3 separate regions of the Homo sapiens genome follow, and all the other regions are linked to region 3. Evidence: read pairs that join two places in POLR2A ChIA-PET (ENCODE). Cell type or tissue: OCI-LY7. All regions are shown on one strand.

The links. ChIA-PET counts read pairs that join two places held together with the same protein. Peaks named below come from ENCODE experiments on the same cell type or tissue, not always from the same donor. Only the 100,000 strongest peaks of a DNase experiment are listed, where the experiment ranks them.
Region 1: POLR2A ChIA-PET joins it to region 3 with 6 read pairs; 3 of 35 experiments call an interaction of 5 or more read pairs at or near these places.
Region 2: POLR2A ChIA-PET joins it to region 3 with 6 read pairs; 3 of 35 experiments call an interaction of 5 or more read pairs at or near these places.

What each region holds. Positions count from the first base shown.
Region 1 is chr9:68,880,816-68,885,815 of GRCh38, reverse strand. The region is part of intron 6 of PIP5K1B (phosphatidylinositol-4-phosphate 5-kinase type 1 beta); the gene reads right to left. Among named protein-coding and RNA genes, the nearest start is that of PABIR1, 100 kb to the right of the region's middle. In OCI-LY7, no CTCF peak of the experiment used is centred here; no DNase peak of the experiment used is centred here.
Region 2 is chr9:68,661,102-68,666,101 of GRCh38, reverse strand. No RefSeq gene overlaps it. Among named protein-coding and RNA genes, the nearest start is that of PIP5K1B, 42 kb to the left of the region's middle. In OCI-LY7, no CTCF peak of the experiment used is centred here; no DNase peak of the experiment used is centred here.
Region 3 is chr9:68,591,042-68,596,041 of GRCh38, reverse strand. The region is part of intron 2 of TMEM252-DT (TMEM252 divergent transcript); the gene reads right to left. Among named protein-coding and RNA genes, the nearest start is that of LINC01506, 47 kb to the right of the region's middle. RefSeq lists an enhancer at 1-468. In OCI-LY7, no CTCF peak of the experiment used is centred here; a DNase peak (open chromatin) is centred at 2,111.

The DNA.
Region 1 (5,000 bases), 290 kb before region 3:
AAGTGGTTTCTGATTACATGGATTAATTGTATAGTGGTGGAGCCTGGGATTTTAATGCACCCATCACCTGAGTAGTGGACATTGTACCCAATAGGCAGTTTGTCATTCCCCATCCCCTGCCCACCCTCCCTCTTCTAAGTCTTCAATGTCCATTATACCACTCTGCATGCCTTTGCATACCCATAGCTTAGCTCCCACTTAGAAGTGAGAACATGCAGTATTTGTTTTTCTATGAGATATAATAATTGTATATATGTATTGGGTATGTGATGTTTTGATCATGAATACATTGTAGAATGGCTAACAAATCAGGATGGCTAACATATCCATCACCATACACACTTCCTTGTGGTGAGAATATTTAAAATCCACTTTTTAAATTAATTTAGAAAGATATACATTAACTGTGTTCACCTCGCTGTACAATGGATCACCAGAGCTGATTTGTTCCATCCAGCAGACTTCATATCCATTCGCCAACATTTTCCCTATTCTCTATCCACCCACTACCACCTCAGCCTCTAGTAATCATCATTCTCCTCTACTTCAATGAGTTCGATTTTTCTAGATTCCACAAGTAAGTGAGATCATGTGATATTTATCTTTCTGTGCCTGGCTCCTTTCAGTTAGCACATTGTTCTCTATGATCATCCATGCTGTTCTAAATGACAGAATTTTGTTGTTTTTAAAGGCTGAACAGTATTCCATTGTGTATATACATCACATTAAAAAAATCCATTTGTCCTTTGATGGGCATTTATGTTGCTTCCATCTTTCCCATTTTGAATAATGCTGCAGTGGACATGGGAGTGCAGACATCTCTTCGCCATACTGATTTCCGTTGCTTTGGATAGATACCCAGTGGTGGGGTTGTTGGATCATATGGTAGCTCTATTTTTAGCTATTTGAGGAACCTCCCTACTGTTTTCCAAAATGGTTGTATGAATTTACATTCCCACCAACAGTATACAAGAGTTCCCTTTGCTCCACATCCTCACCAAACACTTGTTATCTTTTATCTTTTTTGATAACAGCCATTCTAACAGGTATGAGGTGATATTTCATTGTGGTTTTCTCTCATGATTAAGAATGTTGACCATTTTTTAATGTATCTACTGGCCATCTGTATGTCTTTTTTTTTTTTTTTTTTAAAGACAAGGTCCTGCTCTGCCACCCAGGCTAAAGTGCAGTGGGCTGATCACAGCTTATTGTAGCCTCGACCTCCCCAGGCTCTGGTGATCCTCTCACCTCAGCCTCCTGAGTAGCTGGGACCACAGGAACGTGCCACCATGCCCGAATAATTTTTTTGTGTTTTTGTAGAGATGGGTTTTTGCCATGTTGCCCAGCCTAGTCTCAAACTTCTGGGCTAAGCAATCCACCTGCTACAGCCTTCCAAAGTGCTGGGACTACAGGGGTGAGCCACCATGCTTGGCCTGTGTATCTTTTTTTTTTTTTTTTTGAGGAATGTATAGTTAGGTCCTTTGCTCATTTTTAAATAGGGTTATTAGTTTTCTTGTTATTGAGTAGTTTGAGTTCCTTATTTATTTTGGATATCAACCCTTTACCTGATGCGTTATTTGCAAATATTTTTACCCAATCTGTAGATTGTCTCTTCACTCTGTTGTTTCCTTTGTAGTGCAGAAGCTTTTTAGTTTGATGCAACCCTTTTGATCTATTTTTACTTTTTTGCCTGTGCTTTTGGGGTTGCATTCAGGAAATCACTGCCTAAATCAATACTGCGCAATTTTCCCCTATGTGTTCTTCTAGTAGTTTTACAGTTTCTGGCCTTCCATTTAAGACTTTAATCCATTTTGAGATGATTCTTGTTTATGATGTGAGGTAAGGGTCCAATTTCATTCTTCTGAATATGGATGGCCAGTTTTCCCAACATCATTTCTTAAAGAGACTATCCTTTCCCCATTGTGTGTGGTTGCCACTTCTGTCAAAAGTCTATTGACTATAGGGTGTGTGTGTGTGTGTGTGTGTGTGTTTATTTCTGGGCTCTCTATCCTATTTGGTCAATGTGTCTGTTTTTATACTAGTACCATGCTGTTTTGATACTACAGCTCTGTAATATAAACAGCCATATCTTGAGGATGTAGGCATCTGAAAAAACATCAAGGCTAAAAATCCCACAATTTTTGTTCTGAGCTTGTGAATATTTAAGTCCCTATCATAGAAAAACCTGAAAGGAGGGAGACTGAAAGAAAAAGGGAGAGGAGGGAGAGAGAAACTAGCAGAAACATGATTAAAAGGTAGCTTCTAGATACATCTTTTACATTATTTTGCTTTGAAAATACTGAGGATAAAGGAAACAAAATTATCCCAGAAAAGAAAGAAGCAAGTGTCTGCTGGCTTCCTAAGTCATTGGCAACTTTGATCGTCCACTTCCCCTTCTTTCTGTTAGCCTTGCTTCTTGACAATCTCTTGCTAAACAGCATTAGAGCCTAAGCCTACAGATGAGTTGAGGATAAGTTAGGAAAACAAAAATAGCTATCAGACTGCAGACAGGACACCATAAAAACCGAGAGGAATCAGAGAGCACTTGCCCAGCCATGTGTGCAGACAAAGTGTCCTTGTGGAAGAGCGATTTGTGAAAAGGGCGTGAGATTTGTATCAGTTGCTAGTTATGTGATTCTGAGTAAGGAATTTAGCATCTTGGAGTTTTAGAAGTTTCATTTCTAAAATAAAGGTAATAATATCTACTGGAAAGTCACTGGAAGTTTTTAAAGTGAATGCTTTTGAAAACCCTGGCAAAGAGTGACCATGTATTGCTGTTGTTAATTTTATGACATGATCACACACAGGTGAGAGAAGCACACGGCCTACAATATACTCATTCCACAGGCAGGTAAGGAAGAGCTGATACCACCCTAGGATACACTGAGGTTCTCAGCCTACTGCCCATGACTTCAGGGTGATCCAAAGAGACACTAAAACATTCTGAGTGAAGCAAGAAAATGTTGGGTTTCTCATTTACTCACGAATTTGGGACCCTGGAATATAAAGGTGTGGACTCCAAGCTCTCATAAAAAGTAAAGGCAGACCCTAGACTCTCTTTAGGAATTTGGATTCTTTGTTCCATGGCATTTGAATTCCTGACACAGAACTTCCTTATGGGTAGGAGTTTATGTTGTGAAAATATGAAAACAACAAAGGATGCAGAAATTAGAGGTTGCAAATTGAGAAATTAGGGGGTGATCCGGAAAGAGGTGTCTAGAAAAAACTGGATTCAGACCTGAACATCTGCTCCCAATTAAAGTCTCCAATTCTTCTATAAGCAGTGACATTAAAAAAAAATGCAGTGACATAATATGAAGACTATTTCATTGGTTACTACATTGTCAAATATTCTTTTATTATGTCATTTATACATAACACGAATGAAATAATAAATTGTTTTGATCCACTTTAATAACCCTTTGGGGGCTATTCATAGACTAGCATCAATGTGCAATAAACTGTGATTATGATACTGAACAGGAGTATCACCATTATGCTGTAGAATTCTATGGTTTCTCACTCTACAACTTGGTTACCACATTCTCTTCTAAGCCACCTTCTTTGCAACATTGCCTCTTAAGAGCAAATGAAGAGGAGAGATGGGAACATTTTAATTAGTCATGATCAAAAGCCCCCATGTGTGCTCCTGGGTTTTATGCACCTTCCAGGCACTTGTCATCTGTGCAAGCTGTTCTAATGTATTCATGCTCTTGCTTCTATTTCCTGCAGGGTCTCCCTGCTATATTCACTGGAGAAAAAGAAAAAGCAGAGCACAACCCAGCTGGGCCCTGCCAGTGTAAATTAACAATGTAAACTTGCCCCATGTGGTGGAGATAATTTTATGTGCCATTTCTTCCCCCGATAGTATGAAATATTCACTCTGCTCTCTTTCTTATTGGCGCAGGTGAGCCTGAAAAGACTCATATAAGTTCTACTGGATTTTTGAATATCCAGGCACATGATGGAGAAGGAAAGAACCCATAGCTGGTTGCCCAAGCAGAGATGGGAATGCTCTGGGGCCCTTTGGCTTTGCCTTGGGAGGTGTTTGTCTAGGAATAAGGAAGAAGGAAAGTTTGCACTGCTGTATGTACAGAAGCCCCTTCACCATACTGTCTCACAATCCAAATTATGCATGTTTCAACATGAAACTTGTAATCAGCATGCACAGGGTGAATTTTAATGGGATGGAGGGCATAAACAGAGTAATTCAGGCAGGAATCCAGATGCAACAGCAAAAAGCTAAGTAGAAATACACACATATCGCAGGTATTCAATATCACACCTAAGTATGGAGTTACCAATGGCTAGAGATTGTTCCCACACCTCCAACTTAACTCACTGTATCTTACAAGTGTGGGTTTGAGTAGCCCCAGTTTGACAGCCACCACGATGCACTTTGTGATTGGCACTGTATCCTTTGTTTCTTCACAGGGTTTTTCAAGCAATGTCTTATTTCCTATTTCTGTGCTTTCCTTTAGCTAAACTCTTCCACAATGTGTTTTGTTAAAGGTGTTTGACTTCTTTCAGCTGTATTCTTCAGAATGGACAATCACAGGTCAATGGGCTAGGAAGAGGCTAGTTTGAGTACATATTTGGTAAGAGGTCTGTGATTCTCATCAAATATGGAAAGCATGAGGCCAGCTGGTGAAGGGTCTTCAAGCTCTTGGGGAAGGATGGGGAGACCACTGTTTGGTCTAGGCTCTGCCCCCACCAATGTGTGTAACCTTGGGCATCTCCCTTTGCTGATCCCAGCTTCAGATTCCTCATCTGTAAAATGAAGGATTGAGCTAAAAAGTCGCTGAAGGTTATTATACCTGACACTCAAGCATGCTGTGTCATGCAAACGACCCTTTCCTCATCTATCACACTCCAGATCATTAGGTGCAGTCCCAGATAGAGCGGTTTGGAGGTGAGCTTCCAGAGACTCCAAAGTTTGTTGGGGAGCTGCCTCAGTCCTGTGCTGCAGGTGTCCCCAGTGCAGGCACAGGTGGGTGGCA
Region 2 (5,000 bases), 70 kb before region 3:
TCAAGAGAGTTAATACCGGGTACAGGCAATTGGAGAAGAACTCACTCTCCATGAATGGGCCTGTTCTCTCCCCTCTTTCTCTTTTGCTGGGAATTCCCTCTACCTTCCTCCACAACTTAGAGGAACTAGCCTCTTGAAGAAGTCCATGTCCCTTTCCCTCTTGCTGGGACTGCATTGAAGGGCCTCCTATGTACCCACAAGACCTGCATCTTATCCCATCAGAGTGTTTGTCTCTCTGCATTGTAATGGCCTCCCTGGAGTTCCCCTTATTGGCTGTAACCTCTCTGAGCACAAGTGCCAGGTCTTTTCCATTATGTATCCCCATCACAGGGGAAGAAAATGCTTGTTGAAGAAACAAATGAATGATGGAGGAGGCATAAAAAGCATGGACTTGATATTAAGATAAAAATTAGCATCTTGGGGACATTTATGTATTTCCTGGGCTTGAAGTGATTGTAGGAAGTGGCTTCCTAGGTCAGATGTTGGTCAGCAGAACCAGCAGTTGGGAAGGGTTTGTGTCTGGTTGAGGTTGGCAACACTGTAACTAAAGCCATGTAGCATGCATTCATTCATCCGTTCATGCACAAGCGTGCTTCCAGTGCTGTAGTGTCCCAGGCACTGAGCTGGGTGCCAACGATACAAAGATGGGAGACTAAAATTCCTTGAGGGCTTTACAGATTGGTGGTGGGAAAACACATGTAAACAAGAAAGGGCAAAGGATATATTTTCAAAGATGTTTGCTGGATCATTATTTATACTATAAAAAGTTGGGGACAACCTCAGGGCCTATTTATGGGGAATTCTGACTATAGGAGAAACATGACCATATATTCTGGTTGATAATTTAGAATATATCTTACATCCGGGTAGTTATTACCCTGGCCCTGAAAAGTGTTGCTGCAGAAAAGTGTTGCCGCATAGCTGACACAATAACTGTGCCTTAAAAGTCCATCCCTCCATTCTGTCAGGCCAGCAGCTTCAGGAACCTGATAAGACCAGTGAATTCAATGAGCCCAAGCCTATCACCACACTTGATTTGCTGCAAAATGAGTTCTTTGGTCAGAGACAATCCTGTATAGGGTACTATGACAATGAATGAGGCATTTTGTAAGTCCAGGAGTACTGGTTTTGGTAGAATTGTGGATAGAAAAGGTAAATCTATAGCTGCTACTCCTGCCATGATGGAAGGGGTCCAGTGTAATCAACCTCCTGGCAGGTGAATTGCTGCACCCCCAGGGGATGGCGCTGCATGGGGGCTCAGTATTGGTCTCCACTATTGGCAGGCTTGCTGAATGTCAGTCCATGTTGCTGAGCCCATGGGTAACCTCCATCCCTGCCTCCATGACTGATGACCCCATTGAGCAGACAGGAGTTATTAGAGGAGAAGGCTGATTGACATAGAATAGGGTGCCTTGTTCACCTGGTTATTGAGATCTTCCTCGGTTGAGGTTGCTTTGTACTTATTCAGAGAAATCTATCTACATAATCCTTTTCCAGGTCTCCTTGTCACCAATCTTCCAAATGTGTTCCTTCCAAGTCTCTGGCCATTTAACTACTTCCCATGAGTCAGTGAGTCATACCACTGATTATCATGAGGCATACTCCCGATTATCAATTCTTCCAGAAAAGGATAAGCAAACAGATACATTGCTCAATATTCTGCCACTAAAAGGATTTCCCTTTGCCTCTATCCTTAAGGGCTTTGAGAAAAGTTGTCATGCTCACCTAGCTGCCCACTTTCAAGTAATGCTAGCATATTGGGCAGGATGGTCTGTAAACCAGACCTAAATAATTCTTCTTCAGTCATTCAGTTGTAGGGAAAATACCATGAGAATGTGGGTGCAGGTGGGTAAAGAAGAAGTGAGTAGCAAGAGTAGAAGCCATTCTCAACCATTTGTTTAGACAACTTACTTCTGCCTTCAGGATAGGCCTGAGTCTCTTCCACTCAATGAAGTGCTGTTTTGCATGCTCAGTGTTGTGATGCAGTGGGTCAGATAGCACTCAATGAATGATGGGCAACTCAAGTCCCATGTCCATTTGGTGGCCCATGATCAAATGGTCAGTCTATACTAGGGCTCAATTGCAAGCCAGAAACCGTTTCCCAAAAGGACAATAGTTGCTGACAGGGGATTGTATATCTACTCCAACATCCTGAAGATATGCACTATGATTCACCTAAAGGAGCATTTCCAAAGGCTCCAGACAGCATCCATATTGGCCACAGACTCTTTAAGCACTAATAGATTTACTGGGTCATATGGCCCAAGTGGCAGAGCAGCTTTAATGGCAGCCTGGACATCCATCAGAACTGAAAACCTTTCAATTATTTGATGAATGGGTTAGAGCACTCCCAAATAAGATATATGTGGCCTCCAAAATTCAAAGAGGCCCACTAGCCATTATGCCCATTCTTAGTGGTAGGAAGACCCAATGCAGCAACTTGTCCTTCACTTTGGAAAGATTATCTTGACATGGCCTAGACGACTAGATTCCTAAGAATTTCACCTAGGTGGCAGGCCCTTGAGTTTTTGCCAGATGTATCCCACTCTCTGGCATGAATGTGTCTTGACGTGCTGTCTAGGGTAATGGCTATTTCCTACTTTGCAGGTCCAAGGAGCATGATGCCATAATGTAGAGGGCCAGCGTCATATTCTGTGGATTGAAGATGCAATACAAAATCCAGACTGGATTTTGACAGAGGACTGGAGAGTTCATAGAGTCTTGAGGCAGGCAGTGAAGGTGCACGGCTGAGACTTGCCAGCTGAAAGCAAAGGGCTTTTGATGGTCTTTACTAAGATGTATGTGGAAAAGCATTCACTGGGGCACTTGTCATCCTGGAGCCCATGTAAAGGGTGGGTTGTGAAACCTGCTGAATTTGAAAGACTCCACATTATTTCCCACGTTGTATGCCTTGTTACTATTTCCATCGGTGGTGTGGAACGTCAGCTGATCTTGTATTCCTTTTTCTCGGCACAGCTTCGTAACTCCTTTGTATCAAAATGAAAATCAGGAATATTAGAAGCATCTGACTTCTAAAAACAACAGGTACTTCATGGCAGGGAATGGTGTGAATCTATGGATTATGTTGCATACTGGAATGTGGAAGAGCAAAACATGCCAAGGTTATAATGAAATTCAGATATTCACTGTGGGTACTTTCCTAGGAAAATTGTCTAAAACAAACAAGCACTCATATATAGAATCACACATTCTCACTGACCTCCATTGCATTTTGGAACTGTATGAAAAGATACAAAGATGAATGTGGTGGCCCTTTCCAGAGGTGCTCACTGTCCAGATGGGAATGCAAGATTAAATTAGCCGGAATGAGTTCCCCGGGCTGCTAGTTAAGAGGAGATTTTTGATGAAGGACTTTTAAATGGGCGCATCAAATACTTGCTGGGGAGAATATCACTCCCTGATAAAAGGGACATTGAATAATAGAACAGCTAGCCAGGAAGGGACTTTAGAGGCCATGCAGTACAAGCCTCTTATTTGACAGATGAGGAAAATGAGACTTCTTGTGTGGAAGTGATAGGACCACAATCACACAGCTAGAAATTTTAGAGTTTCAGTGAAGTTTAATATCCTGGCCCTTCCTTTCACAAACTATATAATCAAAATGAGCAAGTTGCTTGACTTCTCAGTGCCTCAGTTTCCTGATCTGTAAAATGAGGTAAAATGAGGATAATGACAGTACCTACTCACAGAGTGGTTGCAAATATTTCTCTAAAGGAGATATTTAATGTCAAGCATGGGGCACAGTAGTACATAGCAAACAATAAATGTGCTATGTTATTAATTGTAGTAGTAGGATAGGCTTCTGATTCTCACCCCAGTGTGATTTCTAATAGGCTATCTTTAAAACGGCTTTTGTCAGAATAGAAGGTTCTAACTTGTCTCCAAGGGGATTAGACTTCTAACAATGACCTTGTCAGGTGGTCTCTCATCACCTCTAACAAACAATGATCTTTAAAGTATAATGGCAACAGCTTTACTTTCACCTCCCAAATCTTGGGCAATGTCACTCTTGGCTGATGTTAACACAGAATCATTACAGAGAGGGCATTCTGGGAAACAGATTTCTCAGTTGACAATAGGACGGCACAGTGGGCCCCTTCCAACAATAAACTCCATGTCAGTCCTTCTTCCTGTTGAAAATAAGTGACAAGATGTGCCATTTTATTGTATCCCTACATACTGCTAGCATCACATGATGTATCAGCTAGTGACATTTTTTGTTGGTAATGTGGTGGCTTGCCTCGTTTAGAGGCTCAAAAAAACCATTCCTAGACACCCAGAACACTCATCAGCTTCTTTAGAAGGCAATGTAGCCATTTGAAATCTCTTTGAGGTTTCAGCTGGCAACACAGAACAACTTGTATCATTAAAAGGGATTTGAAATATGCAGTGCTAAATTGCAATGTATAATAATACATTTCTTCTCTTTGAATCCTCTGTTTTAAGAGAAAATATGCCTGAAGGATTAGAAAACAGCTCTTTCAAGAAATTTCTCAACATGTTTATTTTTAATTTTTAAAATTTAATTTTATTTTTATAATTGCACATGTTTATGGGGTATAGTGATATTTTGATACATATAATGTATAGTGATCAGAGCAGGCGAATTAATATATCCATCATCTCAAACATTTATCTTTTTTTTTTTGTCTTGGGAACATTTGATGTCCTTCTTCTAGTTATTTGAAATGATATGTTATTGGTCAGGCACAGTGGTTCATGCCTGTAATCCCAGCACTTTGGGAAACCGAGGTGGGCGATTGCCTGAGAACAGGAGTTCGAGACCAGCCTGGCCAACGTGGTGAACCCCTGCCTCTACCAAAAACTACAAAAAGGTTAGCTGGGCATGGTGGCACATGCCTGTAATCTCAGCTGCTTGGGAGGCTGAGGCATGAGAATCGCTTGAGCCCAGGAGACAGAGGTTGCAGTGAGCCAAGATCACACCAATGCACCCCAGCCTGGGTGACAGAGTAATACTC
Region 3 (5,000 bases):
GGAGCTGCTCCTCTTGGCCCTGCGTGTGATGGGGCCCAGGTCACCTTTTCTTGTCGTCCTACACCACCAACAAACCTTGTCTATGGCTCTAGAGCAAGCTTGTCCAATCCACAGCCCACAGGCCACATGTGACCCAGGATGGCTTGAATATGGCCCAATACAAATTTGTAAACTTTCTTAAAACATGAGATTTTTTTGCGATTTTTTTTTTTTTTTTTTTTTTTTTAGCTCATCAGCTATCATTAGTGTTTGTGTATTTTACAGGTGGCTCAAGACAATTCTTCTTCTTCCGATGTGGCCCAGCGAAGCCAAAAGATTGGACAACCCTGCAATGAAATTGTGTGCTCAGATAGGCTTTTGAAATTGGCACCACTTAATAATCTCTGAATCATCATGAAATATGTTGGTATGAGGCCAGTTCTTCTTTATTGTATGTATTTTTGGCTAAACTATGTTACTCAACATTATAAATGCCCACTGCACCAGTGGGGTTGCTGGTTGTTTGCAGAGGTGATCGCTGTTTCTAAAAAAGACTCAAACTGCATTGTAGGAAAAGCAGGGAACCACGTGAGGCAACATCTGGCTTCATTACTCCTTCATTACAAACATTGCAGAGCTCATGTCCTATTGGGCTTCAGGAAAGGCTCCAAACGAAGGGGCATTTGAAGTGGCCTGGAAGAATGGAGATGTTACCAGGTGAGGCCAGAAAGAGCAGGCACACCAGGTGGTGGAGGTAAACTCAGCAAAAGCCTGGGACCCCCCACACACAGAGGATGATCAAGGATGAGGAAGAGGTCTAGGCAGGTTAAGCCTGGGAGTTGAGAAATAGAATAAGCTGGGACAGAGAAGATGGTTGGAGTAATGCTGTGAGGGAGGACCCTGACCAGGGACAGTTTGGAGCCACGGCATTTCATTCCAAAAGCAAAGCAGAGAAGTTCAAGATTACGTGAAAGCAGCAATTCCACCTGACCAGTTCTTTATTCAGCCTTGAGAATCTAGGGTAAGAACAGATGGATAGAAATCGTATCATGAGAACATCCTGTTTAAAAAGATCAGAAGACAGCCGGGTGCAGTGGCTCACACCTGTAATCCCAGCACTTTGGGAGGCTGAGGCAGGCAGATCACCTGAGGTCAGGAGTTCGAGACCAGCCTGACCAACATGGTGAAACCCTGTCTCTACTAAAAATACAAAAACTACTTGGGCGTGGTGGCACACGCCTGTAGTCCCAGCTACTCGGAAGTCTGAGGCAGGAAAGAATCATTTGAACCCTGGAGGTAGGGGCTGCAGTGAGCCGAGATCGCACCGTTGCACTCCAGCCTGGGCGACAAGAGTGAAACTCTGTCTCAAAAAAAAAAAAAAAAAAAAAAATCAGAAGGTTCTACCTAAACAAACCCTTGAAATGCAAAAGATATAAAGCCCATGCAGTGGTTGGCAAGATGGCCGAATGGGAATAGCTCTGGTCTACAGCTCCCAGCGAGCTCAACGCAGAAGGCAGCTGATTTCTGCATTCCCAACTGAGGTACCCGGCTCATCTCATTGGGACAGGTTAGACAGTGGGTGCAGCCCATGGAGGGCTAGTCAAAGCAGGGTGGGGCGTCGCCTCACCTGGGAAGTGCAAGGGGTTGGGGAACTCCCTCCCCTAGCCAATAGAAGCTGTGAGGGACTGTGCCATGAGGGACGGTGCATCCCGGCCCAGATACTATGCTTTTCCCACGGTCTTCACAACCCACAGACCAGGAGATTCCCTCGGGTGCCTAAATCACCAGGGCCTTAGATTTCAAACACAAAACTGGGCAGCCATTTTGGGCAGGCACCGAGCTAGCTGCAGGAGTTTTTTTTTTTTTTCATACCCCAGTGGCACCTGGAACACCAGAGAGACAGAACTGTTCACTCCCCTGGAGATGGGGCTGAAGCCAGGGAGCCAAGTGGTCTAGCTTAGTGGATCCCACTGCCATGGAGCCCAGCAAGCTAAGATCCAATGGCTTGAAATTCTTGCTGCCAGCACAGCAGTCTGAAGTTGACCTGGGATGCTCAAGCTTGGTGGTGGGAGGGGCATCCGCCATTACTGAGGCTTGAGTAGGTGGTTTCCCCCTCACAGTGTAAACAAAGCTGCCAGGAAGTTCAAACTGGGCAGAGCTGACTGCAGCTTGGCAAAGCCACTGTAGCCACACTGCCTCTCTAGATTCCTCCTCTATGGGTAGGGCATCTCTGAAAGAAAGGCAGTAGCCCCGTCAGGGGCTTGTAGATAAAACTCCCATCTCCCTGGGACAGAGCACCTGGGGGAAGGGGTGGCTGTGGGCGCAGCTTCAGCAGACTTAAAGGTTCCTGCCTGCTGGCTCTGAAGAGAACAGTGGATCTCCCAGCACAGTGCTCAAGCTCTGCTAAGGGACAGACTGCCTCCTCAAGTGGGTCCCAGACCCCTGTGACTCCTGGCTGGGAGACACCTCCCAGCAGGGATTGACAGACACCTCATACAGGAGAGCTCTGGCTGGCATCTGGCAGGTGCCCCTCTGGGACAAAGCATCCAGAGGAAGGAACAGGCAGCAATCTTTGCTGTTTTGCAGCCTCTGTTGGTGATACCAGGCAAACACGGTCTGGAGTGGATCCCCAGCAAACTCCAGCAGACCTGCAGCAGAGGGTCCTGACTGTTAGAAGGAAAACTAACAAACAGAAAGGAATAGCATGAACATCAACAAAAAGGACATCCACACAAAAACCCATCCAAAGGTCACCAACATCAAAGATCAAAGGTAGATAAATCCATGTGTTTTTTGGCTGCATAAACGTCTTCTTTTGAGAAGTGTCTGTTCATGTCCTTCGCCCACTTTTTGATGGGGTTGTTTGTTTTTTTCTTGTAAATTTGTTTGAGTTCATTGTAGATTCTGGATATTAGCCCTTGTCAGATGAGTAGGTTGCAAAAATTTTCTCCCATTTTGTAGGATGCCTGTTCAAATGCTCATCATCACTGGCCATCAGAGAAATGCAAATCAAAACCACAATGAGATACCATCTCACACCAGTTAGAATGGCAATCATTAAAAAGTCAGGAAACAACAGGTGCTGGAGAGGATGTGGAGAAATAGGAACACTTTTACACTGTTGGTGGGACTGTAAACTAGTTCAACCATTGTGGAAGTCAGTGTGGCGATTCCTCAGGGATCTAGAACTAGAAATACCATTTGACCCAGCCATCCCATTACTGGGTATATACCCAAAGGACTATAAATCATGCTGCTATAAAGACACATGCACACGTATGTTTATTGCGGCATTATTCACAATAGCAAAGACTTGGAACCAACCCAAATGTCCAACAATGATAGACTGGATTAAGAAAATGTGGCACATATACACCATGGAATACTATGCAGCCATAAAAAAGATGAGTTCATTGTCCTTTGTAGGGACATGGATGAAATTGGAAATCATCATTCTCAGTAAACTATTGCAAGAACAAAAAACCAAACACCGCATATTCTCACTCATAGGTGGGAATTGAACAATGAGATCACATGGACACAGGAAGGGGAATATCACACTCTGGGAACTGTGGTGGGGTTGGGGAGTGGGGAGGGATAGCATTGGGAGATATACCTAATGCTAGATGACAAGTTAGTGGGTGCAGCGCACCAGCATGGCACATGTATACATATGTAACTAACCTGCACAATGTGCACATGTACCCTAAAACTTAAAGGATAATAATAAAAAAAAAAAGGTAGATAAATCCACAAAGATGAGGAAAAACCAGTGCAAAAAGGCTGAAAATTCCAAAAACCAGAATGCCTCTTCTCCTCCAAAGGATCACAACTCCTCACCAGCAAGGGAACAAAACTGGACAGAGAATGAGTTTGATGAATTGACAGAAGTAGGCTTCAGAAGGTGGGTAATAACAAACTGCTCCAAACTAAAGGGGCATGTTCTAACCCAATGCAAGGAAGCTAAGAACCTTGAAAAAAAGCTTAGAGGAATTGCTAACTAGAATAACCAGTTTACAGAAGAACATAAATGATCTGACGGAGCTGAAAAACGGCACAAGAACTTTGTGAAGCACAATAGTCAAATCGATCAAGCAGAAGAAAGGACATCAGAGATGGAAGACCAACTTAATGAAATAAAGCGTGAAGACAAGATTAGAGAAAAAATAATGAAAAGGAACAAACAAAGCCTCTAAGAAATATGGGACTATGTGAAAAGACCAAAACTATGTTCGATTGGTGTACCTGAAAGTGACAGGGAGAATGGAACCAAGTTGGGAAACATTCTTCAGGATATTATCCAGGAGAATGTCCCCAACCTAGCAAGACAGGCCAACATTCAAATTCAGGAAATACAGAGAACACCACAAAGATACTCCTCGAGAAGAGCAACCCCAAGACACATAATTGTCAGATTCACCAAGGTCGAAATGAAGGAAAAAATGTTAAGGGCAGCCAGAGAGAAATGTCAGGTTACCCAGAAAGGGAAGCCTATCAGACTAACAGTGGACCTTTCTGCAGAAACCCTACAAGCCAGGAGAGAGTGGGGGCCAATATTCAACATTCTTAAAGAAAAGAGTTTTCAATCCAGAATTTTATATCCAGCCAAACTGAGCTTCATAAGTGAAGGAGAAATAAATTCCTTTACAGATAAGCAAATGCTGAGAGATTTTGTCACCACCAGGCCTGCCTTACCAGAGCTCCTGAAGGAAGCACTAAATATGGAAAGGAAAAACCGGTACCAGCCACTGCAAAAACATACTAAATTGTAAAGACCATCGACACTATGAAGAAACTGCATCAAACAATGGGCAAAAAACCCAGCTAGCATCATAATGACAGGATCAAATTCACACATAACAATATTAACCTTAAATGTAAATGAGCTAAATGCCCCAATTAGAAGACACAGACTGGCAAACTGGATAAAGAGTCAAGACCCATTGGGGTGCTGTATTCAGGAGACCCATCTCATGTGCAAAGACACACATAGGCTCAAAATAAAGGGATGGAGGAATATT